4 separate regions of the Homo sapiens genome follow, and regions 2, 3 and 4 are each linked to region 1. Evidence: chromatin contacts called from ENCODE Hi-C or POLR2A ChIA-PET data. All regions are on one chromosome and are shown on one strand. The core of a region is the stretch at or near the end of the contact, and the rest is flanking DNA. Distances in the headings are between cores, read along the strand shown.

Region 1 (2,933 bases), core at 184-2,683:
AATTAAAAAGCTATAACATATTAACATATCTAGGCCACACAGAAGGGTCATGAGGCAAGATCATCAGCATAAATTAGCACATTATTACAAGGCATCTAAAGGAACCAGGCAAAATCTGCATGACAGATCTTTCTTTCATAACGAATATATAATGCTATTTGATTGCATTTCTTTTAATCACAAGTATTATTTGGAGGGAAAATACTCGTAGTCTAATATCACATTTTACTACCTACCCAAAATTGGAATTATGGACAGCCAGGGTATGTATGGGGTTGGAGAGGGAAGCCTGTTAAAACCATTTTTGGGACACTTAACTATCTTTGTCCATTTGTCCAGAAACAAAGGGGTTTAAAAAAAAAATCACTGAGTGCATTTTTGCTTTTTCTAATTTTCCCACAAAAATCTGAAAGCATTAAATCATTTAGGAAAAAAGCCTTTGTTATTTACCAAACCCACAGAATTACACATCTACTAAAAGAGGTGAAATAGCAGTTCAGTTTGTTAATGAAGCCCTGTTTTTTCATCTCTACAGTAAGAATATCCTAAGACTACGGCCTCTAGGGTATTAAAGAGTCACAGTATCTTCTTTTTATTTTTTATGCTACTCATAGCTCACAGAACCACTGTCAAATACTGGAAGAAAATATCTATATGATAGTCTTTAGCTACTGGAACTGTTGCTGAATAATCAAATCCTCCTGTAATTATGCATTTTTAAACAATTCAGACAAATCGCATATGTAGCATATTACTAACATCAACAAACCCTGCTAGAAGAGTGAACATTTAAATATAAGCACATATACTCCCATGAACATAAAAACAAACCTCTAACTGCCAACTGTGCCTTCACTTCCCCCAAGCTATATACATTTAGTAACTGAGACAGTCATTTCAGAGTTAGGAGGATGGGTTTTTAACGGAAAAAAATGTAAACTTTCTTTCCAAGGCATGGTACCCTAAAAAGTGATTTTCAGAGAGAAATAAAAACTGAAACATACAAATTATATTGCCTCAAAATAGTCCCTACTTTTAAGTAAAGGAAACAGTAGAAGCACATCTGAAATTATTATATCTTGGACTTCTAAACTTACCCCCACAACAAAAGTAAAACATTTTATAATAGTAATGGAACTGTCTTGTGCTTTTTCACCCCTGTAAAAATCACTGACAAATGCTGTTCATTTAAAAATATATATATATATAGATAGCTTTGATGGGATAAAAAAATATCCTACTTGTATTCTCTTTCTAGGTCATAAACTACATTGGATGTAATAGGCTGTATAAATGAACAATCAGGAGGTTTCCGTCTAACTGTATGGGAAGTGTATTCACCACATCCTGCTATATAAATAACCCTCACTTCAAGTCAAATTCATATTATCTAATTTTTGCATTTCTCACCCAGAGAAGCTCTTCGCAGGACCTGGACCTAGATTCTCCTCTCATCACACAACTGTGAGTAGGAAATTCAAGCAATGAAAGGTTTTGCTACATTTTCAAAGGTACTTTTAAGATAAAATAACTTTCTAAAATGAATAAACCTGGGCAGTGTGACCTAAAAGCCACATAAATAATTTATTTGTGGCTGTCATGTTTTAATCACTGGACTGTTTTCAGAGGCTTAAAAAATTTAATGGTTTTTGTTATACAAAAGCAACTAGGTTTTCCATGAAACATTAGCTGTCACATTAATACAAGGTTTTATCATTAATTACAATGGATCACACAGGAGTTTATATCTACAAAATGATTGTTAAATATCTGAATTTCCAAACCATTTCAAAATAAAAATGAAACCTGGTCCTAGTAAACTTTACATGAATTAAAGATCCATTTACAAAACAGAAAATTAAATGTAAAAAAATAACCTCAATTTAAAACATTTGTAGATAAAACATTCAACACACTTTTTCATCAAAAAATGCAAATTAAAATATTAAACATAGGTAAACAGTGCCATCTTTTGGTATATTTAGGAACTGAGCTAAATTGTACAAAAACATCTTTAACAGATGAAAGGTGAGTAGAGCAAAGAATTCAAAAACCATCAGTTTATCATTTTATAACATTTAAGCTTTATAAATATATTAGCTTTTTTGGAGATGGGGTCTTGCTATGTTGCACAGGACAGACTCAAATTCCTGGCCTCAGGTAATTCACCTGTCTCAGCCTCCTGAGTAGCTAGCATTACAGGCACAAGTACCAAGCAGGCTATTTTTAAACTTATAAATATTTCCAAAAACATATTACCTCACATTTGTTTTCACTTCAATTTCATGAGATTAATAGAGCATCATTACATTTTAAAGACACTGAGGCTCAGAACATTTTAGTAATTGATCCCAAAATCCCTCAGTTAAAAATGATTGAGCCATCGCTGGCTTAAAATTGCTCGTTTTTACATTCCAACATTAATTCATTAAGCTTAGATAATGAGCCAAGTTATATAATTATTCTGTATTATAAGCAATGAACAAATTTTTATATTAGTTAAGATTCTGTAAAAATCGTTTGATTGCTTTTAGTATTTTTTGTATAATTTGGAAAGGAAAAGATACTTATGTTTATTAAATGAAGAATACACATTGACTACATTCACACAGCTGCTTACACTTCACAAATGCAAAAACTTTTAATCCAATATAGTATTCTTCATATCTCTATGTTAATGAGAAAAAAAAAAAGCCCTCGTTGGCTAGGTGTGGTGGCTCATGCCTGTAATCCCAGTGACTAGGGAATTTGAGATGGGAGGATCAGTTGAGGTCAGGAGTTCAAGACCAGACTGGGCAACACAGTGAGACACCATCTCTATAAAACTAAAAAAAAATTAACAAAAATATTTTTAAAAGCCCTTGTTTATGGCTTGCACATGATTTTACACCACAATATAAAAAGCCGTTACAAATGGAAATGATAAGCTTCAA
Region 2 (2,933 bases), core at 290-2,789, 1.6 Mb before region 1:
GTATTTGATTTACAAACAGAAAATTTCTTAATCCATTTGCCCTTGTTTGAACTGGGTTTGATAACTTAGTTATGACTATCTTCTTCACTTTGTGGCACATATCACATAGTTATTCTTGGATAGATACAGTCACTGACGCAACCATGAACCGCTAATTACAAGCTGGTGACATTCTGCTTGTCTATGCAGCTTTGAAGTTCTAAGGCTGTTTTTCTCTTGTGCGCTTGCTCTGTTTCATTCTCTTCTCCTCATGCCACCCACCCCCAATCACTTACTCTCTCTTTCCTCTTTTCACTTTAAAGCCTTTCTGGATTCACTCTAGGACTATCTGGAGAAAGAGGTAAGAATGATCAGATTCTGTAACTTATTGCTTTTCCTTTCCTTCTGTACTATCCCTGCACACAGATCTACAGTTTGAAAGTACAGTAATAAGATCCTCACCCAGCCCCATCCGCAGGAATGCATCAACAGCTGGCCAAACATAATCCAACACACAGAGCTGCCTTTGTAGAATTAGTAACAAACAGTGGAAGGGCCAGACAGGCGTCCCAGAAGAGCTCCCCATGACAACTGGGAAACCTCCTCACCCCCAGGGTTGAGCTGACTCCACTGAGCTGGGGTTGGAGAACCCCAGCTCTCACATCTGAATCTACAACAAGCCTCAAGTGCCTGCCCTCAACCTCACTAGAAGCTATTCAGAGGGCATTCGGCTCTCCATAACAGCAAGTTAGAAGCAAGCATTCTCCATACTAACAACAGCCATACTCTGCCTCATGGCACATGCCTTTTGAAATGCAACACTGCAAATCTCCAAATCACATGAACAGCATTTACACCTGTACCTAACCATCAGCTGTGAGCTGGTAGGACCACCTCTCGTCTTTAGAAAATAATTTCTTTTTGCAAATTATAGGCTGATCCCGGCACTCTGAAACATGTAAATATAACACTGTATTCATCTCCACTGAGCATTTAGCATCTGAAGCCTGTGGTAGCCAGCTGGTCTCAAAGTCATCTGGGATACATTTATTTTGATTAAATTGATCAGATTTCTATTTACAGGATAGAATTTTTTTGCCATTACTGAATACAGCTGTGTTTACAGGGATTTGTAGAAGAAGAAAACAAAACCCCACAATCGGTCCTAGCAAAGCACAGAGCATTCAGAACTGGAAGGAGTTAAAACAGAGGGGGCTTGCTTTCACAGTAAAAAGAAAATTCTGCATGCAGCTGCTTTGGCCATGCTGTCTCACTAGTCAGGAAATGGGTGTTGAACTGGAGCTGAAAACACAAGCTGCAATCAAGCCCGATCCAGCAAAGTGACAGACTTCCTGTGTAAAATGGTCAGAAACCTTTTTTCATGTCTCTACATGCATGCACATGCATTTAAATCCATGCTGCGAGGCTGCGATTTTCTCTGGGGACACTGGTACAGTCACCTAGCCCATCAGTTCCTTCGTCGACAGCGCCGGGGACATCCAGACTACAATTTACAGTTCCTCTATCCATGTGCTGGGTTATAAATTATGCCATCCTCCCTAGAATGAGAATGCACAGCAAGCGGCAGACAATCACCCGGCATTCGGCATCTCTTTCTTTTCACGCGCTCCCTCGCTCCGCCTTTCTCCAGCTCTGCCTTCTCAGGCAGATACATCAGATACCTTGTTTATCCATCTTCAGCTCCACTCTGAGGTAAAATGCCACCACATCTCGCCATGGGTTGTCCCCCCAGACTAAATCCCTGGGAACAGCCTGAGCTGGGTGCACGCGGCCGAGGCGACGGCTGCCCTTGCCCTGCGGAGCACGGGTGGGCATTGGATGTAAGGTATTCCTAACTTCCCCTTCCCCAGTCCTTGGCGTCCTCTCTAGCCATCCCACCCCAGGTCTTCTGCAGCTTCACCCTGTCCTCCAAGTCCCCTCGCCCAGCTGCGAGGCAGGAGACCCCGGCCGGAGCTCCGCCAGCAGGTCCTTCTTTCGCAGGGCGCAGACGCACGATTCCGGGATCGGGTGCACCACGGCGAAGCCCAGGCGGGAGACGGCAGGAGCAGCTCAGGTAACCAGGGGAAGCTTGCGTGCCCACGGAGATGCAGCCGTGGAGCTGTGAGGAAAGACGGTCTGGCTTCAGAATTTAAAAAAAAAAAATAGAAAAAAAAAAAAAAAAAGAAACACAAAACAGCGCAGCTCGGCGCCAGCGGGGGTGGAAAAAACAGACACAAACCATAAAAAAAAGCAAGAGTTAAAATCAAATTTCAAAAAAAAAAAAAAAAAAAAGGAAATACAGAGATCAGAGTACTTCATGCGACTTTTATTTCTGACGTTTCTTGGTTTATTGGCCTCCCCACCCCCTCCAAAATCTGTTCTGTCCCTGAACACCACTGTCTGTCCATGAGTGCCAGTCACAAAGACTCTTGCTCCCAAGTGCTGCAGACCCAGCATCACATGAGAAACCACATGACAAACTGCAGTCGGCTGCTGATGTGGTCAACTATTTCACCCAGGCAGGGGGAGCAGGAGGGAGACAAACCTCAAGTGAGACATGCCCCTCTCAGGCGGCCAGGAAGACATTTCCTTAAAAGAACAATGAGAAGCATGCCTCTGAAGCTTGCTTGGGAATACATATACACTTTTACATATGCGCACTTACAGAGACTAAAGAGGCCGTGGATACTTGAAGACATTCTGAGGATGCTGTACCACAGACACTAGCTGGATGGCAGCAATATTATTTCTAGTATGTATTAGTCAAAGCTGATTCCACTTAAGTGGATTCCTGAAAAGCACACACCACGTCTTCATAGCATGATCAGGCTTGGAAAACCTATTCTATTATCTCTCCCTGCAATCTGTATCTGAACCTGCATTCTGAATAATTTATTTTTAGACTAATAAGATGCTTGCCAAGACTGCTCCCTTTCTTCGGTAAGCAGCACAGG
Region 3 (2,933 bases), core at 178-2,677, 1.5 Mb before region 1:
TGAAAGGTTTGTGATTTTTGCACTAGCAGCTGTATACATATATGTCTAACACAAACACAACACCCCCCCACCCACGTCTAAAACTTATATTGTTCCTACCAGAGGGAAAAATGATCTACTTTCCAGAACCTTCCATTTCCTAGAAGTTGGCAGAGTTTCTGTATCAGGCTGCGGCTTCTTTAGGACAGCCTGTATATTTCTGGGGAGCTAAAGGATGGAGTCTCTTTTGAAAATTAGTAAGAACAAATTAGGCCCAGTGGCCCAGGGGAGCTGTGTTGTAAAACATGAGAAAACTTTGTTTTCCAACTCTTTGGCAGTATTTTCATAAACTGATGACAATGAAAGGACAGAGATTATTTTTGTACATTGATATTATTCTAAAATATCATGGAGAAAGGTGTGAATGTTATCAGTTAAATGATTTAGTTGGGTAAATAGTGACTGCACAAAATAGAGGATTTATATCACTGGATTTTTCTAAGTACGCAATGAGGACATGTTGCTAATTATAAGAAGTTCACACATGCTACCACATAAGAATGCTTTCTACACAATCTTTCTCTTTCTCCTTAATTAATAAAAAGACCTATGTTACGCTACGGGAACATAAGAAAATTATTATGCGAAAAAAAATCACTATAATCAAGCATTGAAACTATCACTATCACACTGACCCTGAGAATTTGCTAACGTAGTTTAAAAGTAATTAAGAAGGAAAGCTAGCCTTCTACATTTTCAGTCTCGGTCACTGTGGCTACTGGGTTCATCGATGATTGCCAAATCTTGCAAAACTACAGTCCTCTTATCCATGTGGTTTTTAAAACTATAAGCTTCTATTGTGAATAAGCTTGATTTTCTGCTTTAGAAATCCATCAACTGCCAGTCTGTTCTCACGGCATATTGCTAAGAGAGACTCCACAAAGAGCCCAGGTGCATACACCATGAATCAAGTTCTTCATACATTTTAATTACAGTTTATCACAAGTGGGAGAGGTAAGTGAAGAAGGCTTCTTCATAAAATGTTCATTAGAAATGGCAATTTTCCATAGGGGAAACAAAGATGGCATCCTTCAACTTGTTAATCTGAAAAAGTCCCCAGATGTGAATTGTGCCTCTGTAAAAATCATATGCAAACCACATTTAGGCCTGTGGCTCAGCCCAAAACTTTTGAAGAGGGGAGTAAGGGACAAGGAAGGAAACGGAGTGAGCAGTGAAAGAGGAAGATGAAGTTTCTCAGACTTTGTGGACATGTACAAAACAGTTCTTTCTACTTACTATTTAAGCTATTACCCCCTTGCAGGGGGGAGGTTTGTTATCTCCTTAGCCATTTCAAAAGCCTTGGGAGGGAGCAAGCCAGTAAGGGAGTTTTTCTGTGTGTGTCTGTGAGTCAGCAGAAGCCGGAAGCCTTACAAAAAGACTTCAAACAACAAGCTGGAGAGCAGGACAATAGCTTCCACCTCCAGACAGTGAGAAATTGCATTATCCTGAGGGATCACGGCCACCCATGCTCAATGGAGATAAGTAAGAACATTCTCTGCTCTGGCCAATAGGAGATCTGCAGCTACAGCTGCTCACAGAAGCTCTGGGTGGCCTCCATTCCAGCGGCTCCAAAAGGTTTCAAGGCACAAAAACACTGCTGCCGGGTGGTGCTCCCAAGTGCAGGGGGTGGAGGGGAGAGGCTGACGAAGACGAGGGTGGCAAGCTGCATCCCCCCACCAGGTGCTCCAAATCCCCTCTCCCAGCTCAGGGAAATCACAAAGAGGTCTCCAGGCGGATTCCAGCCAGGCGGCTGGTGCAGAGCCTGTGCCTCACCACCACCCACAGCAATGAATGGAAACTGCCCCAGAGACTCCAGAAAGTGGGGAGAAATTCCCTGCTGAGCAGTTCAGTGCTCTAGGAGCAATAGTGTAATTAATGGCACTTACTGAAAGAGCGGGGCATTCCAAATTCAGCCACAAGGAAGAAAGACGCCTTACCACACACCCTACACAGCAGGCACAAAGCCCCTTGTCATGTTCCCTTTAGAGACTCAGGCAAATCTGATCAGGAACTGACATTCGCAGTACAGTTTTACATTTACCAAAAGGCATTAACTGTCCCCTGAGAGAAGAAAAAAATCTTCACATTTGACGGAAAGTTATGTGAAAGTTACAGTATGAGCTCACTTTGAGGATACCATAAGTCACATAGAGGAATTACCTGAGTAAAAACATTTATTTCACTTATTAATAGTATCTGATATCCAGTTTTATAGTACTTCTTATGTTTCCCATTGTCATAGGTTATATATATATGTTTTTAATTTATTTTGAGACAGGGTCTTGTTCTGTTGCCCAGGCTGGAGTGCAGTGGTGAGATCACAGCTCACTGCAGCCTCCAACTCCCAGGCTTAAGCAATCCTCCCACATCAGCCTCCCAAGTAGCTGAGACCACAGGCATGTGCCACCACACCCTGCTAATTTTTTTAATTTTTTTTGTAGAGACAGAGTCTCACTATATTGCCCATGTCGGTTATATTTTTAAATCTTTCCTTGCCTACAGCTAATATCTACATAGTATGTTTGATTGACAAGAAAAAAAAAAAACTAGTTGGAAAGTATCAGATATGCTGCTAATACAGAAATCTCATATTTGCATATAGTCCCCAGACCAAACAACCCCTCTGCAGAACCTAATGTTGTACAGAAACTCTTTTTAAAGAAAGAGTATATATTTTTATTTTCTTTATTTACATATATACATACACACATAAAAAGAGAGACACACTTATGAGTGTGTGTGACCGTGACAAGCAAGAAGGGATTCTAGAAGGATGCAGAAGATGGGAAAGGTAGTACTAGAACTGGAGCACTGCTACCACCTGAATGCTGACAATAACATTTCATGCAAAACCAAAATGGATGGAGGTTTTAAAAATTAAAATTAACTTGTCT
Region 4 (2,933 bases), core at 266-2,765, 1.3 Mb before region 1:
CAGCCAAATTTAGAAACCACTGGACTTTGCATACTTTCCATTTTCATTAGTTCTAGGAGTCCACCCCATCGGTTCCTGCTTCCAGATCTCTGCCCATTTCATGATGGGTATTTACTTCTAGGATAAGCCTACAGCTTCCTGACTCACCATGTTACTTTCTGATTAAGTAATGAGAGATGTGAATTCTTCCTTCATTTATTTTATTTGTTCAACAACAAGTATTTATGTAGCTTCTTTCAACAGCTAGTGATACTTGGCTTCATATAAGATTACCCACTAACAATTTGATCTTGAACTCTTTCCTCAAAGGAAGATTTTTTAAAGCATAGAGCAATTATGTATGATTCCAATTCAGGACAAAGTAGGCGGTAACTTACATTTTTAGCTCTTAAGTGGGTGCTCACGGCCATATGTAGCTCCTGAGTGTGGAGATTACATCCCAAATATAGAACAAGGCTCATCTATACAGTATAATTGTGGAATTCTAAGTCTCAGTCTCCAAGCCACAGAAACGAGGGAGCTATTCAGAGAAGTGGATTCCTTCAAGCAAATATTCTATACTTTCCCCCAATCACCATTTTTTTCAATAAATCAGGTTGCAGCTGAGAAGATGCCAGGCTCATATATTCTCCCTTCAAATTTATGTATTTGATACTTTCTATTCGGTTTTTTTGGAGGTTTCCTCAACCCAGAAAGGGTGGCTGCTGATCATCTCTTCCTGAACTATTGTTACACTTGCCCAAGTACCCAAGCCCTTGCGTGTGACACACTTGTGCACCTGGAATCTCAATTAGTTCCAAGCAATATAAATAGAAAAAGTGGCCACTGGTAATGGATATAAAATGAAGTGGCAGAAGGGCACTTTTCAAGGCAGTGAAAATACAGCTTTGACAATGGACACAGGGAGTCGTAACACCCGGCAGGCTCTCATTTGGTCTGCACAGAGGAAAGCGTGGTGTGTAAACTCCAGACGTATCTAATGCAGAGCACTTGTTCAGAAGCCCTAGTGCAACATCCGGCTTTTGTTCATGTCCATAGGCGTCTCTTAGAAAAAAAGAACCCAAAGCACATAGAGAGGAAGCTGCTAAAACACTGACTTCTAATTAGATCACTAACATCACTGGAGGAAAAGGAAAATGGATCTGTCTACTGTTTCCTTAAAATCCGCTACTGCTTTATCTAAAAGCTATAAATGACAAACATCCTAAATAGCGTACTGTACTTGGGTTCAAAAGTTCAGCAGTATCTGGAGAAGTGGTAGCACCCTCCCCGAGGAAGGACCAACCTGGGGGCTACAGAAGGGTTATTGAACCTGGCTCCTCCCACTCAGACCATCTGCAAAAGCTTAGGTCTTTGCAGCCATTCTGACCTTCAGGCCTAGAGTCGTTACTCAAACTGCACCTGCCCGGGATTGGGTTTCCTGCTAGTGAATGATTGTTTCTTTCCTTTAGTCTGCAAACAGCTGTCACGTGATCAAGTGGCAGGCAGAATGGAGGGAGCTGGCCCCTTGCAAAAGGGCTGAGTGGGACACCAACTTGGGTGATTCATCTCCTTCAAAAACCTGTTCCTGAAATGCTTTTGTATGTTTATATTGCTTCTTGTTTCAGCTCATAGATAATTAAAGCCTGTCAGAGATGGGGCTCTAACCTGGAAAATATACTATCTCTATACTCATTAGGGCTCATAAGGATGAATGGGGCTCATTGTCTTTCCCTTTTCCCTTTGACCCCAGTGATTCCTAAATCTATGGTTTATAACCTTGCAAAAAAATGAGGGTAACCTTGAAAAGGAATGCACTGTCTCCCTGTAACAAGAGATTACAGTTGCATGCCAGAATCAGTTATACCTGCTTGCTAGACATTTTGCTAATCCAAATAATATGTCCACAGCATGCGTAAAATAACCTTGGACATTTTGACAGTAATGGAATAAAATCTTAGAGGCATTTTCACTCAATAAACATCTTGTGGGGGAGGGGGGATTTACATAACATTTGTACATGTTATTAGGAGATTCTACCCAAGAGGACACTGGCATGCAAGGAAGTGAATTGTTATAGTTACTCACAAGCAAAGTTAAATATTACAAGAAAAGGGAAGGTTATTCTAGCCAAACTTTCTGACAATAAAGAATCACGGCTTTCCCTCAAAAGGACAGTTCTATATTTAATTTAAAGAAAACACACAGAGCTATATCTATCCAAAATGCTTCCCAATGATTAATCGAAACAGTATTCCTTCTTGGATGAGAGTGAAGCAGTAGGAATGGAGAACTGTCAAATCTTCCAGACCTCTAGGCATCCAAAATCAATGCAGAGGTTAGAGTGTTGCTTGGCAGTGGCTTTCCTCCCGAGAATTTCACTCCTGCATATCAAGAATGCTATTGGATTTTTCACACACACACACACACACACCTTGGACATGCCACAAGTGTATTCCTCCTGCTGAAACACAATTATAAGGCTAACAGATCAGATGAGCATGCATTAAGTGGAAAAGCAGGCAGGTTTAAATTGGACTGCAGAGTTATCACAGGTAGAGAAACAAAATTAGTTTATAAGAAAATAAAAAAGAAAGCACTCCTTATTACTCACCCACATCCCTCACCTTCCCCTGTGCCAGCGTTGGCCCTGGGCTTACTAGGATGTTTAAAGGCCGACAAGAAGAAATCCTCATCTACAGCCTTAGCACTTAATGTGGGTAAATGTCAACTGTTGGTACCCAGGTGTTGAATAGCGTCTGCCTTTACTTTTAAGCAATAAGACAAGATAGGCTGAATACTTGTGGGTGACTATTGCTTTGCTCAAGTGAATACCAAAATGACTCTGAACACATGAGAAACATAATAATTCTTTCGAAATGTCCTGACTGAAGCACCTCATTTTAGATTACAAAATGGATTTCATACATTTCAGCTAGAAAGAAAGAAAGAAA

What was found. Hi-C counts contacts between places; a loop is a spot of excess contacts on that map. ChIA-PET counts read pairs that join two places held with the same protein, here RNA polymerase II (POLR2A). Pooled maps may share reads with other maps.
Region 2: a loop to region 1 is called in a map of IMR-90, with 5 times the contacts of the local background. The contact joins the promoter of NBAT1 here to the enhancer-like site in region 1. A Hi-C loop is called at or near these places in 3 of 168 maps with a recorded cell type or tissue (IMR-90, PC-9 and dorsolateral prefrontal cortex) and 19 of 50 pooled maps.
Region 3: a pooled map shows a loop between it and region 1 (5-fold over the local background). The contact joins two enhancer-like sites. A Hi-C loop is called at or near these places in 3 of 37 single-sample maps with no recorded cell type and 2 of 50 pooled maps.
Region 4: a loop to region 1 is called in a map with no recorded cell type, with 6 times the contacts of the local background. The contact joins two enhancer-like sites. A Hi-C loop is called at or near these places in 1 of 37 single-sample maps with no recorded cell type and 1 of 50 pooled maps. POLR2A ChIA-PET finds 5 or more read pairs at or near these places in 1 of 52 experiments (H1).

Annotation. Positions count from the first base shown.
Region 1 is chr6:20,563,416-20,566,348 of GRCh38, reverse strand. All of the region lies in intron 4 of CDKAL1 (CDKAL1 threonylcarbamoyladenosine tRNA methylthiotransferase), which reads right to left. Among named protein-coding and RNA genes, the nearest start is that of CDKAL1, 30 kb to the right of the region's middle. Within about 2 kb of position 1,433, at least 4 of the 41 ENCODE cell types and tissues checked have a DNase peak (open chromatin) inside an H3K27ac peak, as active enhancers do.
Region 2 is chr6:22,145,799-22,148,731 of GRCh38, reverse strand. NBAT1 (neuroblastoma associated transcript 1) reads left to right here and starts at 1,539. Exons shown (of 3, transcript NR_034143.1): 1 at 1,539-1,692; 2 at 1,981-2,053. The region is part of intron 9 of CASC15 (cancer susceptibility 15); the gene reads right to left. RefSeq lists an enhancer at 1-387.
Region 3 is chr6:22,024,350-22,027,282 of GRCh38, reverse strand. The region is part of intron 7 of CASC15 (cancer susceptibility 15); the gene reads right to left. Among named protein-coding and RNA genes, the nearest start is that of NBAT1, 120 kb to the left of the region's middle. RefSeq lists enhancers at 1-157, 1,173-1,342. Within about 2 kb of position 1,427, at least 12 of the 41 ENCODE cell types and tissues checked have a DNase peak (open chromatin) inside an H3K27ac peak, as active enhancers do.
Region 4 is chr6:21,845,418-21,848,350 of GRCh38, reverse strand. All of the region lies in intron 4 of CASC15 (cancer susceptibility 15), which reads right to left. Among named protein-coding and RNA genes, the nearest start is that of CASC15, 180 kb to the right of the region's middle. RefSeq lists enhancers at 1,085-1,214, 1,245-1,294. Within about 2 kb of position 1,515, at least 4 of the 41 ENCODE cell types and tissues checked have a DNase peak (open chromatin) inside an H3K27ac peak, as active enhancers do.